Linked DNA regions of Homo sapiens: region 1 is linked to region 2. Evidence: read pairs that join two places in POLR2A ChIA-PET (ENCODE). Cell type or tissue: GM12878. All regions are shown on one strand. Region 1 overlaps SPG11 (SPG11 vesicle trafficking associated, spatacsin). Region 2 overlaps EIF3J (eukaryotic translation initiation factor 3 subunit J).

The links. ChIA-PET counts read pairs that join two places held together with the same protein. Peaks named below come from ENCODE experiments on the same cell type or tissue, not always from the same donor. Only the 100,000 strongest peaks of a DNase experiment are listed, where the experiment ranks them.
Region 1: POLR2A ChIA-PET joins it to region 2 with 5 read pairs; 8 of 35 experiments call an interaction of 5 or more read pairs at or near these places.

What each region holds. Positions count from the first base shown.
Region 1 is chr15:44,607,292-44,615,291 of GRCh38, forward strand. It overlaps SPG11 (SPG11 vesicle trafficking associated, spatacsin), which reads right to left. Exons shown (of 40, transcript NM_025137.4): 17 at 6,139-6,245; 18 at 3,549-3,694; 19 at 1,153-1,314. Among named protein-coding and RNA genes, the nearest start is that of SPG11, 52 kb to the right of the region's middle. In GM12878, no CTCF peak of the experiment used is centred here; no DNase peak of the experiment used is centred here.
Region 2 is chr15:44,543,223-44,551,222 of GRCh38, forward strand. EIF3J (eukaryotic translation initiation factor 3 subunit J) reads left to right here. Exons shown (of 8, transcript NM_003758.4): 3 at 7,654-7,708. Among named protein-coding and RNA genes, the nearest start is that of EIF3J, 10 kb to the left of the region's middle. In GM12878, a CTCF peak has its summit at 2,843; a DNase peak (open chromatin) is centred at 3,347; H3K4me3 peaks cover 1,703 bases; H3K27ac peaks cover 1,382 bases.

The DNA.
Region 1 (8,000 bases), 64 kb after region 2:
ATTTTTTTGAGACGGGGTCTCGCTCTGTTGCCCAGGCTAGAGTGCAATGGTGCGATCTCAGCTTACTGCAACTTTCGCCTCCCAGGTTCAAGCCATTCTCCTACCTCGGCCTCCAGAGTAGCTGGGACTATAGGCACGTGCCACCATGCCTGGCTAATTGTTATATTTTTAGTAGAGATGGGGTTTCACTATGTTGGCTAGGTCTTGAACTCAGTGACCCGCCCACCTTGGCCTCCCAAAGTGTTGGGATTACAGGCATGAGCCACTGCACCCGGCTCCTTTATAGAATTATAAACCTTACGTTGAGTTGAAGATACTATGAGAATATGTGTATTCAGGGAAAAAAGGAAAAGCCTTTTGAAATGAGAAATGGGCAAAGGAAGGTGTTCTTAACCGAGGATCCCTGAATAGGCTTCAGGAAGTCTGTGAATCACTTTGAAATGTAAGCAAAATTATATGCATATGTGTAATTTTTCTGAGTAGAAGGTTTATAGCTTTCTCACATTCTTAGACGTTCTGAAAAAGATTAAAAAGCACTGATTTAAACAAACATCCCTGATTCATTGAGAAGAGATAGTTAGAAGTTAAAAGTGGCAGAATAGAGAAGCTTTTGATGAAAACAGCAGACAGGTATGCTGGTCAACTGTTTGGTCTGACCCACCTCCACCCTTCCCACTCTGCTCAGTATTGCAGGATACTACATTTCCCAAGCTCCTTTGCCCTTCGGCTACCAGATACATATAGCCACAAAGACACTGTGGGAGACTAAAGATGGGAAGAGGGAAGAAGCCAAGATATTCTCCCCCTTCATTTTCCTGGGGCATCTCCGCTAAGTTTCTACCTCTATACTCTATGTTCCTGGTTCCCATTAGGCAGCCTGGTTGTTAGTTTAACTCCCAGAGATGGCTCCAGCTTCTGGGTTCTGGTAACACCACTTTTTTGCATTGTTCTTGCAGCCTTAGGGGTGATGATGGCTTTCTATTTTGTTATTTTTGGGTTGTCTCACTATCACATTTGGTTTCCCCATTCTGCTATCATGCTGTGTAAGTAATTCCCTACATTAAATGCCCTCCGGTTGAAAGATCTAGAGTGATTTCTGTTTTCCTGGCTGAACTCTGATAGACCTAAATATTGGCCACCTAAATACTGTACCTGAATAAGGTGGTAGATTGTAATATCAGATGGCAGGACACTAGGAGGAGTGCACTGTGGGAAGAGAGCAGTTTTTAGCTTGGGGTAAGGAGTTAATGCCATCTTCAATAGCTGGGGATCCACTTTCTTCAAACAGTTTTCATTTTCTTCATTCTGAACAACCTAAGTAAAAAAACAGATAACAGGTTGGACAGTAGCATTTTTCTCTTCTCAAAGTTTCTTTTTTTCACAAGAACCTTGTGAAACAAGATTAGCTTGAGAAGAGTATGTGGTAGTGAATATAGCATTAGACAAGTAGTCATAAGTTAACAGTTCTTGTTCTGGTTCTAAGACAAACTAGCTATGTGACCTTAGCTAGATATTTAATATCGGGTCTTTGTTTCCCCATCTGCAAAATTAGGAAGTTCAGCTAGATCAGTGATTTTCAAGCTGTATGTAAAGAAATTGTTTGAAAAACAGCTCTGCCAATATTTAATTCAATAATATATATTTTAAAATATTTACAAACTGATAAACTAGATGACTTCTTACCCAACTCTAAAGTTATTCTATGACTGTAATTTCTGACAGATGATTAAAAATAGAGGATTAAATAGTCGTGTTTTAAGGTATACTGCAACAATCTAAAAAAGGTGGTACTAAGTTAAGCTAGCACCATTAAGAAACTTTTGAAGATTAGATATTAAACAACATTCTTTTTTTTTTGAGACGGAGTCTCACTCTGTGGGCCCAGGCTGGAGTGCAATGGCGCGATCTCGGCTCACTGCAAGCTCCGCCTCCCGGGTTCAAGCAATTCTCCTGCCTCAGCCTCTGGAGTAGCTGGGACTACAGGCACCCACCACCACCCCCGGCTAATTTTTTTTTTTTGTATTTTTAGTAGAGACGGGGTTTCACCATGTTAGGTCTCCATCTCCTGACCTCGTGATCCGCCCGCCTCACCCTCCCAACGTGCTGGGATTACAGGCATGAGCCACCGCACCCGGCCTTTAAACAACATTCTTAATTTCCCTCTAAACAGGCCACTCTACTTCTAAAAAGCAAAGATGGGCACATTTCCACTAGGTCCCTCAATACAGTTTATATGGGTAGCTGAAGATTATAGTTTCCTTTGACCTAAGAGGGCAAATAGTAGACAATAATTACTAAGCCACAGATCTAAAGTATTCTTACTCCCAGAAGCAAGCAGATCCTAATTGTATTCTGAAAACAAATCTGGAGTATTGGAAAACAAACTAAAGGGAAAAAATAATCTCTATATAACATATTCATTCCCCTCCCTGCCCCCGCCCAGCTTTTTTTTTTTTTTGAGACAAGGTCTCACTTTATCACCCAGGCTGGAGTGCAGTGGTATGATCTTGGCTCACTGCAGCCTCGACTTCCCAGGCTCAAGTAATCGTGTCTCAGCCACCCAAGTAGCTGGGACTACAGGAGCACGCCACCATGCCCAGCTAATTTTTTTTTTTTTTTTTTTTTTTTTGAGACGGAGTCTTGCTCTGTCACAGAGGCTGGAGTACACTGGCGCGATCTCAGCTCACTGCAACCTCTGCCCCCTGGGTTCAAACAATTCTTCTGCCTCTGCCTCCTGAGTAGCTGGGATTACAGGCGTACGCTACCATGCCCGGCTAGTTTTTGTATTTTTAGTAGAGACGGGGTTTCAGCATGTTGGCCAGGCTGGTTTTGAACTCCTGACTTCAAGTGATCCACTCGCCTTGGCCTCCCAAAGTGCTGGGATTACAGGTGTGAGCCACCGCACTCGGTCATGCCCAGCTAATTTTTAAATTTTTTTTTTGTGGAGATGGAGGTTTCATCATGTTGCCCAGGCTGGTCTCAAACTCCTGTACTCAAGTGATCCACCCACCCTGGCCTCTCAAAAGGGCTGGAATTACAAATGTGAGCCACCGCACTTGGCTTCATTCACTTTAAACTGAAGATGACATAAATTTCTTTTCTTTTTTTTGAGACGGAGTCCCGCTCTGTTGCCCAGGCTGGAGTGCAGTGGTACAATCTCAGCTCACTGCAACCTCCGCCTCTCAGGTTCAAGTGATTCTCATGCCTCAGCCTCCCCAGTAGCTGGGATTACAGGCGTGCGCCAAGACGCCCAGTGAAGTTTTTTTAGTACAGATGGTGTTTCACCACGTTGGCCAGGCTGGTCTCGAACTCCTGACCTCAAGTGATCCGCCTGCCTCGGCCTCCCAAAGTGCTGGGATTACAGGAGTGAGCCACTGCACCGGGCCGAGATATAAAATTTTTAAATTCAGCCTTATCCTCTGCTCTTTAATCTAATGAAATACTTGAATATAGTTATATTTTAATATCAGCTGAGATCTAGACAATCCATAGATAATTCTGCTAAATTTAAAAATCAGTCCTATTTTGTCATAAAGTGCTATCCATACCTGACTGACACCCCCAGGAGAATACATTGTAGTAGCAAGGGCCAGGAGGGTATGTCCTTCCAATAGCATACTGCTTACACTGGCCTGATTGGTGGGAATCAAAATCTGAGCATTTGCAAGGCTAGCCTGGAAGATCAGTTTGGGATCTGGAAAATAAAAGACAGTGTTTTTCTCCTTAAGAGGGATAAATACTAAATTAAGGATTACATAAATGTGAGAACAATAACATAAATTTTTAACTCTATCCCCAGTAAAAAAAAAAAAAAAAAAAAAAAAAGGACTTCCTAAATTTAAAAGCAATGGGAAAACATCACAGAGGGAAAAAATGAAAGATTTGTCTACATAAAAATAAAAACTTCTGTTCAAAGAAAATTAAAAGGTAACAATGAACTGAGAGAAAAATTGTAACAAATGACAACCTAAAGAGTTGCTGAGTTTGTTCTCAACAAAGAGCTCATCCAAATCAATGCCAAAAATACTGACTCTAACAGATAAATGGGCAAAAGAAATAACCAATTTATGAAGGAGGAAATATAAATGCCTGACACATAAAACTATATAATTCACTAGCAACAAAGAAATGCAAATTAATTAGATGCCATATACTACCTATCCAATTAGCAGTAATTTAAAAAAACTCATCATCAAGCATTAGAGCTGGTCACAGTGAGTAGAGACTAGGACTTAAAATAAAATTGTACAACTCCCTTGGAAAGCAATCCGGTCCTACAGCAAGAACCTTAAACATGTGTAACCTTTGACCCAATAGTTTTATATCCCAAAACCTATCTGTGCTAAGAAAATAATCTGAAATAAGGACAGTTTTATATTGAAATATATTCAAGACTATTATTTATAATAGAAAAAAATGGAAAATGCCCTCATTGTCGGAAAATGAGAGAACAGAAAATTAAATAATGGTATATCCATACAATGAAATATTATGTAAACATTTAAAATGGTCACTGTCTTTTTTTTTTTTTTTTTTTGAGATGGAGTCTCACTCTCTCACCCAGGCTGGAGTGGAGCTATCTTGGCTCACTGCAAGCTCCACCTCCCCAGTTTATGCCATTCTCCTGCCTCAGCCTCCCAAGTAGCCGGGACTACAGGCACCCGCCACCAAGCCGGGCTAATTTTTTTTTTGTATTTTTAGTAGAGACGGGGTTTCCCCGTGTTAGCCAGGATGGCCTCGATCTCCTGACCTCGTGATCTGCCCGCCTTGGCCTCTCAAAGTGCTGGGATTACAGGCATGAGCCACTGCGCCTGGCCTAAAATGGTCATTGTCTTTAAGAATGTGGGAAAATTCTGTTATAATATTACACACAAAAAAGCAGTATATAAAAACATAGATGTTTCTTGTTGTTCTACTAGCACTTAACAATAGTCTGTCACAAGGTAGGAGCTCAATAAATATTTGTTGGGTGAATGAAATACAATAGAGACTAAGTTTTTAAAAAGTACAGTGAAGATAACTGGAACAAAATACATTAAAATATTATCAGTGGTTACCTATGGGTGGTTATTTTCCTATGTACCTAGGCTATCTACCTATGGAGGTATTACTTTTTAATTAATTAATTATTTTTTAAAAAAGAGACAGGGTCTTGCTTTGTCAACTAGGCTGGAGTGCAGTGACACAATCTCTAATCCCTGGGCTCAAGTGATCCTCCCATCTCAGCCTCCCAAGTTGCTGGGACTACAGGAGCATGCCACCACAGCTAATTTTTAAAAATCTTTTGTAGAGACAGGGTCTTGCTATGTTGCCCAGGCTGGTCTTGAACTCCTATCCTCAAGTGATCCTTCCACTTTGCCTCCCAAAGCACTGGGATTACAGGTGTGAGCCACCACACCTGGCCAGTATTACCTTCTTGATAGTTGTCTGTGGCTTCTAATTTTTTTTTTTAACAATGAACATATATTACTTCATAATCAGCATGCAAAACCAAAAAACAAAACCCACATTATGAAAAAATTCTGCATTTTGAGAGAAACTGGACATTACATGCAACTGAAAGACTACTGACATTCCTTGTCTGTGGTCATTCAGCCTGTCCCCTTTCCCATATTTCTGGCATAACACCAGCTAAGTCCTCAGGGGTAAGAAGCCTTTTCTGTCTGATTACAACCAGAGTAAGCCTCTACATCAGCAGCTCCACTGCAGAGGACACAACAATCTCACACATACTATGGATTTCTTTTAACTCCATTTGGAGTTCCTTACAAAAATTCAAAACAGGGATCTGGAAGACAGACCACTTCTTCATGGAAAAAGGGTGTCAGTCTACCAGAGAGCAGGAATTCAGCCTGTGACAAACTGGTGGGATAAGGGAAATTCTAGAGCACGATGCTAAGGGGAAGGGGACAAAACCACAGAAGCTCTTTGCTCCAGGTCTAGCTTTTCTTGGCTGGCTGATGGCTAACCTTTTTGGCCTTCCTTCTGCTTCTTACCTCAAGTGTGAGCCTAGATTACATTCAGATAGCTGACCACAGCCAAATAATTTATTTAAAAGAGTTCACAAGTTTAATACCATTCAACAGACCAGTGACTGATCCAAAGCAAGTTTCTGTGTTTAATACAGTATACCCATACCTGTTAAGTTACTGGCAACTTGTCGACACTGAACTAAAAATTCAAACCAAGGGTGTGCTTCATGTAACTCTTTTTTTTCCAAAAAGGGACAATTTTCAGGACTAAGTCTGTATATAAAACAAACAAAAACCTTCTTTGATTAACATACAGGATAAGACAATTACAACCATTTTGCTCAGGCGATGATTAGCATTTAAAAAAAGAATCTTGGAATTAAAAAGTAAATATAACACAAAATACTCCCACTCTTGTGTTGTATTTTACATATTCTTCATGATCTGGAAACAATTTTAGAGATAGAGATTTTAGAGACATCATATGTTCACTACCATGATGAAATTTATCCAAATCTTTATCAGATTAATAGATACCTTGTACTTTAAGATACTTCATATTTTATTGGTTTTTACAACAAAAACTTTTTAGCATATTCAAACTTAATAAGAGGCTTTTAAAAAACTCTTACAAGCCAAGTGTGGTGGTGTGCACCTGTAGTTCCAGTTACTTGGGAGGCGGAGGTGGGGGAATTGCTTGAGCCTAGGAGTTCGAGGCTGCAATGAACCATGATTGTGCCACTGCACTCCAGTCTAAGTGACAGAGTGAGACTGTCTCAAAGTAAAAAAGAAATAAAAAGCTTACACAACTACAGAGAGGTTACAACTGAGGAATTATGGCTCAGAATACATACTTTGAAAATACAGCTCTTAAACCTGTTCTCTTGCCAGTAGCTATGGAGACAACATTTCTAAGTAAGACTAATGATATGACATACCAAAAATACAACTTCTCTTGGAACTCCTAGTCTGTTTTTTTTGAGACCGGGTCTCACTGTATTGCCCAGGCTGGAGTGCAGTGGCGCAAACATGGCTCACTGCAGCCTGGACCTCCTAGGCTCAAAGTAATCCTCCCACCTCAGCTTCCCAGGTACCTGGGACTACAGGTGTGTGCCACTATGCCTGGCTGATTTACTTCTTTGTAAAGAAGAAGACCCACTACATTGCCCAGGCTGATCTTGAACTTTTGGGCTAAAGTGATTCTCCTGCCTTGGCCTCCCAAAGTGCTGGGATTAGAGATGTGAGCCACCGTGCCCGGCCAATTCCTAGTCTTTACTACACAAAATAAGTAAAATAAAAATGTTGCCTATGAGTGCACAAATGTGGGCTCCAGAATAAAAATTAAGTAGAATTAAATCAGCTCTTCCACTTATTAGCTGTGTGCCTTAAGTAACATACTTAGTCTCTCTCAAAGCCTGTTTCTTCATCCATAAAATGGACATGGGAGTAACTACCCCATAGAGTTTTTGTGAAGATTAAATGAGATAATGCATATAAAGTACTTAGCTTAGTGCCAACATTGTAAACACTCACATATTAAAGACTACTTCTATTGTTATTGTTATTACTGACCCAATAGCAATTAACACTGGCCACAGATATGATTCTGCGGGTTAATCTTAGGCAGACAGATACTAATGTATTGCTCTCTCTTTCTCTGTGCGTGTGTGTGTCTATAGAAATATAAATTTTAGAGCATATCTAATATACCTTGAAAGTGAAATACAGTTTGCTATGAAATCAAAGTTGCTTAGCATTCTCTTGGTAATCAAAGTATCAAAGAAAACTCCAAGTAAAACTTTAGAATCTTCCTCTCAAACCTTTTAAAGCATTTCTTTCATTGTATTCTAAAGTCAAGTTATTTAAAAGGTTAACAGAGATACTACAGAATTAATTCACCAAAAAACACATAAGCATTTTGCTGAATGTAGTACTGAACTCAAAGATGTACCAACTGTTGAGATGGAGAAAACTACCTCAAAAAGATCAGTATTCCTCGTGTGAATGCTTACTATTTTCCTAAAAGTC
Region 2 (8,000 bases):
GAAGTGTGACCAGTCTCTTTTTGCTGACACTTACTATGCTCCTTTCTTTAGGGGCTTAGTGCTAGTTTGGTAGTAACTTCAGGGCAGACTTGTAAGCACTTTGGGGAGAGAGTGACAGTCAAGGTTTGGATGGTCCTTTTATGAATTGAGGAGCAGATGTCATGGCTCTTCTTGGTACATGTTGATAGGAACCACTTTTTTTTTTTTTTTTTGAGATGGAGTTTCGCTGTCTCCAGGCTGGAGGGCAGTGGCGCAGTCTCGGCTTACTGCAACCTCCGCCTCCTGGGTTCAAGCGATTCTCCTGCCTCAGCCTCCCAAGTAGCTGGGACTACAGGTGTGCGCCACCACACCCAGCTAATTTTTGTATTTTTAGTAGAGATGGGGTTTCACCATGTTGGCCAGGATGGTCTCGATCTCTTGACCTCGTGATCTGCCTGCCTTGGCCTCCCAAAGTGCTGGGATTACAGGCATGAGTCACCACGCCTGGCCAGAATCACTTCTTTTGCTACTAAAATCCATTCTGTGATGGAGTAGGGAATGTCTAGGTAGCTTCATTATGTCTGCATTGATGTGTGTCTGGGGTAAGGTTTATGCTTTGATGGGAGAAACTAGGGACAGGGATAGAGGTGGACATAGAGTTGGTGTGAATGTACTGAGGGAGCAGTGATATGGGTGGGGTGGGGGTTATGTTTTTCTGGGAAGGGTAACTGAAGAGCATCAACATTAAATAAAAATGCTCCTGTGTTGAGTTTGTTTCTTTACCTTGGAGGTATTGAGATGGAGCTCCTTATTTTCAGCCATACTTCTTCCTTCTTGACCTCTTACTACCAGAGGCTTGCAGACCAGTTTTTTTCTTTTTTCTTTTCTTTTCTTTTCTTTTTTTTTTTTTTAGACGGAGGCCTTCTCTATCACCCAGGCTGGAGTGCAGTGGCGTGATCTCGGCTCACTGCAACCTCTGCCTCCCGGGTTCAAAGTGATTCTTGGGCATCAGCCTCCCGAGTAGCTGGGACCACAGGTGCACACCACCACGCCCTGCTAATTTTTTTTGTATTTTTAGTAGAAACAGGGGTTTGCCATGTTGGCCAGGCTGGTCTTGAACTCCTGAACTCAGGTATTCCACCCACCTTGGCCTTCCAAAGTGTTGGGATTACAGGCGTGAGCCAACTCATCTGGCCCAGTTTCTTAAATTAGTAGAAAACTGGCCAGGCGTGGTGGCTCACACCTGTAATCCCAACACTTTGGGAGGCTGAGGTGGGTGGATCACCTGAGGTCGGGAGTTCAGGACCAGCCTGACCAACATGGAGAAACCCATCTCTACTAAAAATACAAAATTAGCCAGTTCGTGGTAGCACATGCCTGTAATCCCAGCCACTTGGGAGGCTGAGGCAGGAGAATCGCTTGAACCCAGGAGGCAGAGGTTGCGGTGAGCTGAGATCGTGCCATTGCACTCCAGCCTGGGCAATAAGAGCAAAACTCCATTTAAAAAAAAAAAAAAAAAAAAAGGTGGGAGGGGCCAGGCACGCCTGTAATCCCAGCACTTTGGGAGGCTGAGGTGGGTGGATCACGAGGTCAAGAGATCAAGATTATCCTGGCCAACATGGTGAAACCCGGTCTCTACTAAAAACACAAAAATTAGCTAGGCATGGTGGTGCATACCTGTAGTCCCAACTACTCAGGAGGCTGAGGCAGGAAAATTGCTTGAACCTAGGAGGCGGAGGTTGCAGTGAGCTGAGATTGCGCCACTGCACTCCAGCCTGGCGACACAGTGAGACTCCATCTCAAAAAAAAAAAAAAGATCAGTAGAGAACCACTACAGGCAATTTAAGGTGAGAAGTTTGGTAACCAGTATACCTCTAGCTGGGCATATCTTAATATGTGTAATAATCCTTCTCTTTATGAGATTCCCAGAGTTCCCAGGAGAGGGACTTAGTTCCCAGTTAGTTATTTTATACTTCAGGACTCAGGGAAGAAGTCATATTTACTATAATACTATTTTTATTTTTATTATTTTGCATTGGAATTGCATTGGAATTGCTTTATTCCAGCGAATTAAATTGTTTACCAGACTGTGAATTTTGTAAGCAAGTGTTTAAAACATGCTTTTTAAAGACCTTCCTTAACATTGTGTTTAAAGCCTTAAATGAAGCTGTTTACATGTATACATTTAAAGGATGTATCTCAGCATGTTACTCTAAAGATGTGTTGTAAGCTGCTTTATTACAGTGAATTGAACTCTACTAAACCGTGAACTTTGTAAGCAAGTGTTTAAAACATGCTTTTTAAAAAAGTAAATCATTTTATTTTCAATAAAAAGGTCAGTCAAATGTTTAGTTATTTAAAACTTTTTTAAAATTAGTTTTTATAATTGGCAAATAATGTACATATTTATGGGGTATATTGTGATGTTTCAATGCATGTATACATTGTAATTACCATTTCATCACTTTAAACATTTATCATTTCTTTGTGGTGTTAACATTCAAAATTTTCTTATGGAACTATCTTGAAATATATAACATTGTTATTAGCTATAATCACCGTACTGTGTAATAGAACACCAGAACTTATTCTTCTAACTGTAACTTTATACCTATGACACTTTAAAGAACTTTGGTCCATTCAGAGCAGGTCCCTTAGTTTTTCACTGAGATTGTGGGTTGGCTATGTCTGGGCCTGGGTTTCCTTTTCTTTAAAATGGGGGAATAACACTACCTTCTTACAGGACTGTTGTGAGAATTAACCTTGTTACTACACCTGTTTCTCAGAAGGGTTTTAAATATGCATCTTCTGGAAGTAAGCAAATGGTCCTCCTATCTGAAACACTGCCCCCTATCACTCACAGATCCAGCCTTCCTGTGTTCTGTGAAGATTTAAACAACAAAAAATGCCTAGTAATTCACTTTTATTTTTAGCTCTTTGGTTCCTTTTGTACTGTGATGTATAGCACTTAGCAAACTAACGGCGAAATACAAACGTTTGATCTCTAATTTCTAACTCTAGTATCACAGTTACTCAAATAATGACTAGCTGGTTTGCTTTCAATCTGTTAAAACTGCGAGCTGTGGGTTAAATTGCTGAAGTAAGATGAATATAAAAATACACTTACTTTTTAATACAAAGTTCCTTTAATTATGCTTGCAGACTGTATGACAGCCTTAATCAGGATGTTGAATTTTTAATTTCTTTACTGGACTTAGAGATTTTTATTAAGAACCAAGGCTTGGTTAGTTTATATTCCTAGACTGATACAAATTTGTGATCTGTCGTGTTATGAAACCAGAAGCTTGGTGTCATATTGTGGCATATTAGTCATACTAGTCAGCCTTTGCTTCTTTAGTAGCATCAGGGCCTCTTGCCCTGCTTTTGCCATCTTGCCACTCAGCTTCAAATGGCATGTCATAGTGTGCCTGGTGGCTGCTGAGACAATGGCCAGGCTACCTATGATTAAAGCCATCTTTAATCATAGGGCTGTGTCTGTCCCTATTAAACTTGAGCCTTCTAAGTTCTGTGGAGCTTTTAGAAAATTGTGTTTGATAATTGGTTTATATTTAGCTCAATGATTGAGTTAGGCATAGAAAAAACAGAGTATAGATCTTTTTTTTTTTTTTTTTTTTTTTTTTTTGAGACAGAGTCTCTGTTGCCTAGGCTGGAGTGCAGTGGCTCGATCCTGGCTCACTGCAGCTTCGCCTCCTGTGCTCAAATGATTCTTGTTCCTCAGCATCCTGAGTGGCTAGGATTACGGGCGTGCACCACCATGCCCACCTAATTTTTGTATTTTTTAGTATAAACGGGGTTTCATCATGTTGGCCAGGCTGGTCTCGGAACTCCTGGTCTCAAGTGATCTGCCTGCCTCGGCCTCCCAAAGTGCTGGGATTAAAGTGCCCTGAGTTAGAGAGTGGGATCCATGAAGGCTTGATTAGCTGTTGACTTTTTTTTGTGAGACGGAGTTTCATTCTTGTTGCCCAGGCTGGAGTGCAATGGCGCGATCTCGGCTCACCACAGCCTCTGTCTCCTGGGTTCAAGCAATTTTCCTGCCTCAGCCTCCCGAGTAGCTGGGATTACAGGCATGTGCCACCACACCCAGCTAATTTTGTATTTTTAGTAGAGACGGGGTTTCTCCATGTTGGTCAGGCTGGTCTTGCATTCCCGACCTCAGGTGATCTGCCTGCCTTGGCCTCCCAAAGTGTTGGGATTACAGGCGTAAGCCGGCCTTGATTCTTTTTTTTTTTTTTTTTTTTTTTTGAGACGAAGTCTCGCCGCACTGTCACCTGGGCTGGAGTGCAGTGGCACAATCTTGGCTCACTGCAACCTCCCACTCCTGGGTTCAAGTGATTCTCCTGCCTCAGCCCCCAAGTAGTTGGGATTATAGGTGTCTGCCACCACGCCCAGCTAATTTTTTGTATTTTTAGTAGAGACAGGGTTTCACTATGTTGGCCAGGCTGGTCTCAAACTCCTGACCTCGTGATCCGCCCACCTCAGCCTCCCAAAGTGCTGGGATTACAGGCATGAGCCACGCACCCGGCCTGACTCCTTTTTAATAGTGGGCTTTAGAATTATATAGACTTAATTCATTAACCAGGCTTATGTTGTATGGAATACTACTTGAAATAAATGAGCTATTGGCCAGAGTATAGGATGCTTTTTACATTTGGGGGGAAGTAAGAACTATAAAGTTCTCTCAGTTTTTATTTATTAATAACTGAATCACTTTCAGAGAGGCTATTGATTTCAGCTAGGTTGTCCTAACTGCTAATGGAGAAGCTTTCTTATGAAGTTAGATAAGTTGATATGAGGGTTCATATGGAAAAACAAAACATGCAAGAAAGGCCAAGAAAACACTAAAAAATCTGAAAACCTACAAGGAAGGACTAGCTCTAGCTGACATTAAAGTAAAGCCTCTGTAATTAAAACAGTACCGGCTGGGCATGGTGGCTCACGCCTGCAATCCCAGCACTTTGGGAGGCTGAGGATCACCTGATGTCAGGAGTTCGAGACCAGCCTGGTCAACATGGAGAAACCCCGTCTCTACTAAAAATACAAAAATTAGCCCGGCATGATGGTGGACACCTGTAATCCCAGCTACTCCAGAGGCTGAGGCTGGAGAGTCACTTGAACCCAGGAGGCAGAGGTTGCAGTAAGCTGAGATCGCGCCATTGCACTCCAACCTGGGCGACAAGAGTGAAACTCCGTCTCAAAAAACAAGACCAAAAAAACCCAGTATGGTACCGTTATATGGAGAGACAGTAGACTAGTGGGATAGGATCAAAAGCCCAGAAATAGACCAAGTACATATGAAAATTTAGTATATGGTAAGTCACAAGGTATCTTAAAATGTTTTTTGCTGCAATAGAATGCAATAGACTGGGTATTGTATAAACAACAGATTTATTTCTTATGGTTATGGAGGCTGAGAAGTCCAGTATCAAGGTGCTGGCATCTGGCGAGGGCCTTCTTGCTCTATTATCCTGGGGCAGAAGGGCAAAAGAGCACAAAGGATTGCAGGAGGTGTCAGAACTCATCCTTTTATCAGATATCTACTCCTAATATAAAGGTATTAATAATTCATTCATGAGGGCTTTGCCTCTAATCATTTCTAAAAGACCCTACTTCTCAACACTGTTGGATTGGAGATTTCATCACATGAACTTTGGAGGACACATTCAAACCATAGCCCAGGGAAAAAAACCATTATTTATTAAAGGGTTTTTAATAAATGATGCTGTGACAACTGGGTAGCCATTTGGGAAAAAAATGAAATTAGATCCATGTTGCATATCATAACACAAGAAAAAAACTCCAAATCAGAGATCTAAATAAAAAAAAAAATGAAACCCTATACATTCTAGAAGAAATTGTGGGTGAATTCTTAGGTGTAAGAAAAGACTTTCTGGCTGGGCGAAGTGGCTCATGCCTGTACTCCCAGCACTTCGGGAGGCTGAGGTGGGCGGATCACCTGAGGTTGGGAGTTCGAGATCAGCCTGACCAACATGGACAAACCCCATCTCTACTAAAAATACAAAGTTAGCCAGGCATGGTGGTGCATGTCTAATCCCAGCTGCTTGGGAGGCTGAGGCAGGAGAATTGCTTGAACCCGGGAGGTGGAGGTTGTAGTGAGCCTAGATCATGCCATTGCACTCCAGCTTGGGCAACCAGAGCAAAACTCCAACTCAAAAACAAAACAAAACAAAACAAAACAACAAAAAAACAAGAAAAGACTTTCTAATTGACTTGAAATCCATCCAGAGGCAATGAAAGAAAAGACTGGGGCTAGGCACGGTGGCTCACGCCTGTAATTCCAGCACTTCGGGAAGCCGAGGCGGGCGGATCATGAGATCAGGAGTTCGAGACCAGTGTGACCAACATGGTGAAATCCTGTCTATACTAAAAATACAAAATTAGCCAGGCATGGTGGCATGTGCTGGTAATCCCAGCTACTCGGGAGGCTGAGGCAGGAGAATCACTTGAACCTGGGAGGCAGAGGTTGCAGTGAGCTGAGATCGTCCCTGTATTCCAGCCTGGGCGACAGAACGAGACTCCGTCTCAAAAAAAAAAAAAAAAAAAAAAAAAACCATTTCTACTAAAAATAAATGAGCCAGGCATGGTGGTGTATGCCTGTAATCCTAGTTACTGGGGAGGCTGAGGCAGGAGAATCGCTTGAACCTAGGAGGTGGAGGTTGCAGTGAGCTGAGATCGTGACATTGCACTCCAGCCTGGGCAAGAAACTCCGTCTCAAAAAAAAAAAAAAAGTCTGGTAAATTTTATTGCATAAATTTGTTGGGATGCATAGCAATTCATGGGGAAACAATAGAGGCATTTCCATCAAGAAAGCAAGGATGCCCATTACTTCTGCTGCTGTTCAACATTGCACTAGAGGTTTAGCTGGCCCAATTAGGTAAATCACTTGTGAGGGCCTAAGGATTGGTAGAGAAGTAAAGCTATCTTTTGTTTGCAGATAAGGTAGCATACCTGTAAAACCCTAGAGAAGCAACGATAAATCTAACTTAAGTGATAAATGAATTCAGTAAGGTAGCAGGATATTAACATATAAAAAAGCCAATAGTCATTTTTGTTTATTTGTTTTGAGACAGGGTTTTTATGATAGTGAGTTGCCTAGGATAGAGTGCAGTGGCACTATCATAGCTCACTGCAGCCTTAACCTCCTGGGCTCAAGTGATCTTCCCACCTTAGCCTCTCAAGTAGCTGAGACTACAGGCACATGCCACGTTGCCCAGTTAATTTTTTAATTTTTTTTTTTTTTGCAGAGACTGGGTCTTGCCGATAGGTTTTTATACACAAATAATAGCCACCTAGAGGACATAATAGGAAAACACCCTATTTATAATAGCAACATACAAGATGAAATACTTAGGAATAAATCTAAAGAGAAATGCGCAGAGCCTCTAATAGGGAAATCACTTTAAAACACTTCTGAAAGGTACAAAAATGTACTTGATCAAATGGAAAGACAGTTCTTATTCTTGGTTAGGGCAGCTCAGCATTATAAGATGTCAATTCCCCCTACATTAATTTATAAATTTAATGCAGTACAAAAAAATACCAACAAACATTTCTCTGGAGTTAGTCAAGTTGATAATAAAGTTCACATAGAAAAGCAAACATGCAAGAATTATTAATGGAAGTCCTTTTCTTTAGGATAACTGGGATGACGATGATGATGAAAAAAAAGAGGAAGCAGAAGTAAAACCAGGTGAGCCACTGGGGCGCCTCCATTTTTGTTTTTATGTCTTGCTGAGCATTTGTGACTTGTATTAAGACAAATGACAGAACGCTCACAAAATGGAACATTTTGGTATTTAGAAACCAAGTGTCCTTCCATTCCCACTTTATTCTGTTTTCCCTGCAACTTTTCTCTATCGCCTCAAAATATAATCAGATTAGATACTTGCTGTATTTCTGTATGAGTGCTTGTTAGTAGGAAAGGGTAGAGGTTCTGGCATTAATTATAGTTGAATGATCTAAGCCCTGCCTATAGGACGGTG